Linked DNA regions of Homo sapiens: region 1 is linked to region 2. Evidence: chromatin contacts called from ENCODE Hi-C or POLR2A ChIA-PET data. All regions are on one chromosome and are shown on one strand. Each heading gives the region's core, a stretch centred on a gene start or an enhancer-like site at or near the end of the contact. The rest is flanking DNA. Distances are from core to core; before and after follow the strand shown.

Evidence for each region. Hi-C counts contacts between places; a loop is a spot of excess contacts on that map. ChIA-PET counts read pairs that join two places held with the same protein, here RNA polymerase II (POLR2A). Pooled maps may share reads with other maps.
Region 1: a loop to region 2 is called in a map of MCF 10A, with 7 times the contacts of the local background. The contact joins two enhancer-like sites. A Hi-C loop is called at or near these places in 1 of 168 maps with a recorded cell type or tissue (MCF 10A) and 1 of 50 pooled maps. POLR2A ChIA-PET finds 5 or more read pairs at or near these places in 5 of 52 experiments (HEK293, MCF 10A, OCI-LY7 and 2 more).

The regions. Positions count from the first base shown.
Region 1 is chr6:135,934,548-135,938,186 of GRCh38, forward strand. All of the region lies in intron 1 of PDE7B (phosphodiesterase 7B), which reads left to right. Among named protein-coding and RNA genes, the nearest start is that of PDE7B, 85 kb to the left of the region's middle. Within about 2 kb of position 1,929, at least 6 of the 41 ENCODE cell types and tissues checked have a DNase peak (open chromatin) inside an H3K27ac peak, as active enhancers do.
Region 2 is chr6:135,900,337-135,904,092 of GRCh38, forward strand. All of the region lies in intron 1 of PDE7B (phosphodiesterase 7B), which reads left to right. Among named protein-coding and RNA genes, the nearest start is that of PDE7B, 51 kb to the left of the region's middle. Within about 2 kb of position 1,923, at least 10 of the 41 ENCODE cell types and tissues checked have a DNase peak (open chromatin) inside an H3K27ac peak, as active enhancers do.

The DNA.
Region 1 (3,639 bases), core at 679-3,178, 34 kb after region 2:
GAAACTCTGTCTCTACTAAAAAAAATACAAATATTAGCTGGGCATGGTGGTGGGTGCCTGTAATACCAGCTACTTGGGAGGCTGAGGCAGGAGAATTGCTTGAACCCAGGAGGTGGAGGTTGCAGTTAGCTGAGATTGCACCATTGCACTCCAGCCTGGAGACAAGAGTGAAACTCTGTCTCAAAAAAAAAAATATATATATATATATTTTTTAAATATATATATATATTTATTATATATATATTTTAAATATATATATTTATTATATATATATTTAATAAATAAATATATATATTTATTTAAATAAATATATATAAAAATATATATAAATATTTATTTAAATATATATTTAAATATATATAAATATTTATTTAAATATATATTTAAATATATAATATATATTTATATATAATATATATATTTCTCTATATATTTTATATAGAGATGAAGTATATATTTATATATAAATAAATATATAATATATATTTCTCTATATATTTTATATAGAGATGAAGTATATATTTATATATAAATAAATATATAATATATATTTCTCTATATATTTTATATAGAGAGAGATGAAGTATATATTTATATATAAATAAATATATGAGACAGAGAATTTTATATATATATATTTATTTATATATATATATATATATATATATATTTTCATGATTCTTGCTCTCCAGGAAAAACATCTTTCAAAAACATTGAAAGATATTTCAACACTGAAAGAATGGAGAAATCTTTGCCTTCAGGTTTGACTCCACCTAAAGCATCTGTAATAGATTCACTGCATGGCCTCAGATGCTAACTTCTTAGTGGAGTAATGGCATCAAAACTTGTAATCTGAACTAATTTAAGTATAACTTTATTCACATATTCTTCTCTTTAAGGATTTTCATCTCACGGATTTTAATTGCAGTAATAAATGGATTCAGTGTATTTTTGCCCCAGATTATGTACTCATTCTTTCAGCTAAGCAATATTTATTGAGAATCTATGATGTGATGGATATTGATCCTAGTGCTGGAAGCAGCAATGAATGAACTATACAGAAAGCCTCTACCTTCAGGAAGTGAGGGAGAACCTTGAAGAGGTGTCTTTCAAATATTGATCTTGCCAAAGTCTGTTGTGGAGTTTAGTAAACTGTACCAAAGCAGTGTATGACTGTTAGCAAAATACACATAATTTCATTTTCACTTGCAGCTTATAAAACCTGTCAGTCATTTCTCCAAAATATTGGATTTTCTAGCTCTAGCTTGGGATTTCCATTGATTGCCAGTAGAATTTAAGGAAATTTCCTTTCTGAGGCCAAATGCATGTCTCAGCGCTGTCCATGTGGAAATGGTCAATACAATTTGACCAGTAATAGTTTTTTGATTGTCTATGGGAACATCTGGATCTTTGACCTCACAAGTAGTTAAACAACATGCCCTTCTCCCTATGCAAAAGTGTTTGTTCGTTTGTGGCTCAGAGGCTCTGCGTTTGCATGTTGGGCTTCATGTTCTGGAAGTCATTTTCTCTAGCAGTGAGGTTATTTAATTCCAAGGACTGGTTTGAATTTCTTTTTAAACTACAAGTGTATAGGATTACATTTAATTGTTGGTTTATGTACAGGAGCATTGCTACACTGAGCTGCAAGGAGCACATTATAAAGTACTCGTTTGTCCTGAGTAAATATTCATTCAGTTACAGGCTGGATGAGAGCCCATGCATCTCTGAATCATGATGTCTGGAGATCTGGACATCAGATAGGCAAATATCTGGAGATATTGCTGATATTATCTATTAACCTTTTGCTATCTGTAGGGTCTTATAAAGTAGCTTGACAATTGCAGTGTAAATCAGGAAAACGAATGCCTAAAGCTTGGACACATCGACCAGATGGCTGGAGTTTAACAAGTGTGAGTACATATTTGTTGGCAACACACAGTCAGACAAAAAGGCGCTTGTCCTGGCAGCTCACAGTGTCGTCTGTCCAGGGGCGGCAGCAACACAGACTGAGGCCTTGCTGCACATTGTATCAGGCTCAGGGGCAGGAACATAGGGTCCTTTTCTGGGTCAAATCTCCCTCTGAAGGTGAGAGTCAAGTCAAGGAATGATTTTCTTGAAGTGCAGCATGCTCTTCCAGCAGTTTCTGAGAGGGAGATGTCCCTAAAAGGGTGAAGAGAGGGCATTTGTTCCAGGACCCTGGTTCCTCCACCTTCCAGGATCCAGAGGCCTGACTGTTCATCACCACTTTCAGTGCATTCTCAACGCTCACTCTCTGCATGATTCAGAAGGCCACATTCTTCATAATACAGTCATGCTAGACTTGGAATTTTGACAAGCCATGTTCTCATTTCTGTGATCTATGCTTCATAAAGACCATATGGAGTATACTAAATCTAAAGAAATCTATCTGATTGTGAACACACTGTGTGAGACACTACTAAGAAGGGAGTCAGAGTGAGGAGGGCCTCTGGTGGCATTTTCCAACTTGGCTGATTGACACAACTAAAAGTGTTAGACATAATTGGGAGTATGTCATTAGACACTCACTAACAAGGTGGTACCCCACTTAGCAGAACCCTTTTTCCACCTAAGGGTCCTGTTCAGTGTGGTGAGGAGCGACATTGGTCAGCAAACGTGGCTGCTGCGTGTGGTACTCATGTTACAGAAACTTCCTAAACCCTTTTGGGATCTCTCTATTGCCTTGAACAGATGGCCTGTGAGCTGCGGGGCCTTCTTCCAGATCCACGGCCTGCAGCATCTAGGCTTGTGCCCAATCACTAAATGGAGTCCTGCAGGGCCCTTCCTGATCTGGCCCCTGCCAACTTCCCCAGCCTTGCGTCTCTCCACTCTCCAGTTCTCCTGGTTATCTGAATCCCATTCCCTTCTAGCCATTCTTCATTTCCTTCATTTCCTCAATTGCCTTTAGAGTTTTGCATCAACAGTTTCTCATTCTTAGAGCAAACACCCTCCCAGCTTATCTTGCACCTCCAACCTTCACTGAAGACTTGTTTAATACTAGTTTCTCTCTCCCCTACTTAATCAGAATACATTATTCAGAAAGTTTTCCACAACCCATCAGGATGTAGCCAGTTTGGCTGATCACCTAGAAGGGACCCCTTTTTCCCAAATCTAGGTTGGTTCTTCCCGCTTCCTCAATGCCAAGGATAAGGGCACATCAGACAGAGTCACTGCCTCCATCCTGCCCCAATGACCTCTGCTCTGTAGACCTCTGGTCCTGCAGGCTAACCTCTGAAGGACCAGGGCTCTCCATCATGGGAGGAGCAAAATCTTCCCCTCATAAAACCCCATGATTTACATGGTAGAACTGTGCTTTGTATCTTGTACACACTACCACCAAATGACCCTATTCTGCTTCTACCTTCTTCCTTCCGCAAAACCAGATACACAGCAGGCCCCATTATGGTTTTAGGGTATATAAGATGGTTTCTCATATATTACATTTCTGTAGAGGAGTGAGCATTGTTACTCCCTGTACTCTACAATGAGTTTTGAAAGGAAAAGTCAACTCTGACTAAGATCACACAGCTGTTGAGGAATAGGTTTGGGATTTGAACCCCGATATACTCAGTTCTTTCCATTATGTCCACCAATCTGTTTTCTTTTCTTTTTTGTTCTATA
Region 2 (3,756 bases), core at 673-3,172:
TTTTATATGTTCTTTTATATCTGCTATATTTTACATCCTTGTCCTCAACTCTTTGTCCTTTTTAGCTACATTCCTAAAGATTTCCCAGTGTTTTCTCTAGGTCTTTGATCCAGTTTTCTATAGTATTAATTCTGACCTTCATTATTTCCAATGATAATTCAGATAAGTCTATTGCACTTACAGTTTTCTTTCAATTCTACCCTATTTTACCCAATTCTTGCTTGGTTTTCATCCTGATTTTTTTTTTCCATTTCTTTCACGTCTTTCTGCTCCTGTGTCATGAAAGGCATGTCTACTTGCTGCCTATTTCAGGAGCCAAATATTAAATATCTTCTTTTAGCCATGACAGTAATTTATTTTCCTATGTGTCCTTAGGATAATTTCCTTATTCTGTATTTTTTTTTCAAAATTCTCACATATAGGATAGACTGACATACTCAGTATTTCCAATTAACAGGATATGTGATTGGCCTCAGAGCTCTCACTTATTTCAGTGTTGATCGTGGCAGATTCTCCTAGCCCCCTGTCCAGTGTCTAGGTAGCATTCAACTGGAGTAGTTATGCTAGATTGGTGTGATATCTTTTATTCTCAATATCTGGTTCTTTGATCCATAAATTTGAATGCTGTTGGCCCTTCTAAAAATTTTACCAAGTGTTTTCCCCAAAGAGTTTTGAATGCCACCTTGGACTTCCACTTATAGAACTGCTAGAAATGTGACCATCACAGACGTTTAACGAAGAAATTAAAGTAGCAACCGCTGCTAAGGTTTTTGAGCTGGCTGGCCACAGAGGGGATGACCTTCTACCTATAAAGAATTCTTCTCTTTAGGAAGAAGCAGAATGAAGCAAAGCAGAAATAGAAAAACTCTACATTCATACTTGGGCTTCTCCTATGGATTTAAATTTACAAACTAGCTAAATAATAAGTAACAATGTATACTCAGGAGCATAATAAATCTAGGCATTCTCCTATATGATTCATCTATTCACTATTGACTATAGTGTATATGGGATCTTGGTGGGGGAAATTGTAATTACTCATATTTTAATAAAGACAGTGGTACTTTATTAAAATATTTGAATTTGAAAATGTTTTCAATAGGCGGAAAGCCACAGCCCAGCTCATAGCAGATGACTGAATGAGTACAGACCTTTTTTTGCAAGAATAAACCTGAAAGGGGTGGGAGCTGAGATGGAATTGGGGTACTCTCTTCTTCCTGTCTCCAAGAGGTAGCCTCTCAGCGATTGGAAGAGCACATTGAGCTGAGAAAGCTCTAGGTGGACAAGTCAAGCTCCAAATTGACCCGGCAGCACACCCCAGGGAGCAGCTGTATGCAGAAGCACTTTATGAGTTTCCAATTGTGTCCACAATCTATTCAATTCCAGCGCACTATGCTTATTTACTGTACTTACAGCAATTGGTAGTTTTACTGTACACAAAATTCCTAGTTTTCATGGACAGTTGCCTCAGTGCTTGAGATTTATATAATGAGAGAGAAGTGTGCAGACACAATGATTATTACACATCCCGTTGTCCTGAGCTGAGCAATGAAATAGAAAGCAGAATGCCTACATTCTAATCCAGCCTTGGGCCCTGTCTGACCTTGGGAGTGTTCCTGAATCTCTAAGTTTCAGCTTCCATATCTGGTTGAACGATATCATCTCTAAAGTCCTTTCAGCTGTAACACCCTACGATTCTCTTTTCAAATAGAGAGGACATCCTTCCTCTTACCGGACACTAAGAGGGTTTACTTTGCAAATGTGGCTCTCAGAATTTTATAGTTGTTCATTTGAACGTAAACAGAAAATTTGTTTATGATGTTCTTCTCCATACTGTAGTTTGGGATAAGAAGGGTGCATTTTTTCAATATGTTCAACTTTCAAAAAGACATGCTGGAGGAAGTCAGCCAATTTCTGCCCACACAACTTCCAAGTGACGTCAATGGAAGCAGAGCACACAGATCTCTAGGCAAGTTTTGGCTCATTATGTGAAGGTTTTTTTTTTTTTCTTTTTTTAAAGAACAACTGCAAAAATGATTGCTCTCAACTCAAATTACACAATTTGTTCTTCTTTGTGCCCTGAGTCAGCAATAGACATAATGTGGAAAATAAAGCAAAATCTCCTTTTTACACATCAAATAAAAGAGTCCATAGTTATCTGAAACACAGAATATTTGAGATTTTGAGCACTCTCTAAGCAATATTTCCTCTTGCTGTGGCCTCTGCTTAATTTCAATATAGAAGGTTGATCAATGATCATCAGATGGACAACTGGAAAAATATATCTACTTTTTCTTATTTTGATCCTAGATTTGTTCTTCAGTCCTGCAATTGATCTTGTATATCATTGGCTTATTGCTTAACCCTTGGAAGTATTTTAAAGGACTTACCTGACAAGCAGATATAACTGGTGTTTTGTTAGCTCAGCTTTTCACAAATAAGTCAAATAGTTCTGTTACTATGACTAGAAGAAGAAAAATAGCTAATAGAAATGTAGCTGTTAGTATATAATCGGCACATCCTGGCTCAATTATCACAGCAACCCTGGAAAGTTGATGTTGTTATTCTCCTCATTCTACTGATTAGGAAACAGGATGAGAGAGGTTAAATAATTTTCACAAAGTCACAGCACTGAGTAAGTGGTATTTAGATTCCAAACCAGGCAGTCTGGTTTCAGTATCTGTATTCCTAACCACAATGCTATCTAGATAATAATTTATTCTTCTAATCAAAAAGCATTTAATGATGCCTAATTATTCTAGGCTCTGAGTAGAGTCAGTTACTAGGTAATGTGGAATAATGACATGGGAACAAAGGGCAAAGATAAGGGAGGGAATTCAGATTTTCTTTGCACCTAAACTGGCCCAAACACTGTACTCAACACCTCACATCTATTTCGTCTTTGCAAAAACTGTATAAGCAAAGGTTGTATCAGTGGCATTTTATGGATGAAGAAACTGAATTGTAAGGAGGTTATCACTTGCTAAAGATTGCACAGCTGGTAAGGCTTGGTAAAGGCTTGAGTTCTAACCCATCTGTGTGTTTCTACCACCTACACTTCCTGTACTCCAATATGCTGCTTCCAGGAGTATGTGCAAGTGAAATACTCAGTTTAGTGTCTGAGCTAGAATGAGGGGCACACAAAGTTTCTCCTAATATTGGGGAAGCTCTAAAAGTTGTTTAGGGGTAATGTCAACCAAACCAAATTTCTACATTTCAGAGCTTCTCCTATAGTATTCTACTTTAGTCTGCATTGCCCAAACTGTGCTGGAAGGACTGCCTTCAAGTTCAGGGCCAAAGAGGTCCATGAACAAATTGGGACATAATTCCAATGAATAGCACACACATTAGAATTAAAATAGCATCAAAACATTAAATTCCTTTTTAAAGTGGTAATAAATGAGTTCAGTATTTTATGTACAAAATCTTGTATTTTTAGAGAAATTAATAGAAAACTTTTGCATGAACTTGCATAGCTTTTCATGAGCATGTACAGAAATGAAAACTGGCATCCTCTATAGGGTGCCCTAGAAGGACCATTCTGTAAACATTAGAAGGTGAAATATATGAGAAATCTGTAAGAAAGTACTTTTCATTTTTCCAAAGCAAAATGCAATATAGATTTAGAGTTGCTTTATTTTTCCCTTTTTTATTTGAATAGAATGCTTTTCCTAAAAAATATTACCAACTAAGTAAGAGGCAGTTTGGATTTAAATTGTTCTCCTTTCAGAGTTTGTTCCCATCACATCAAATGTC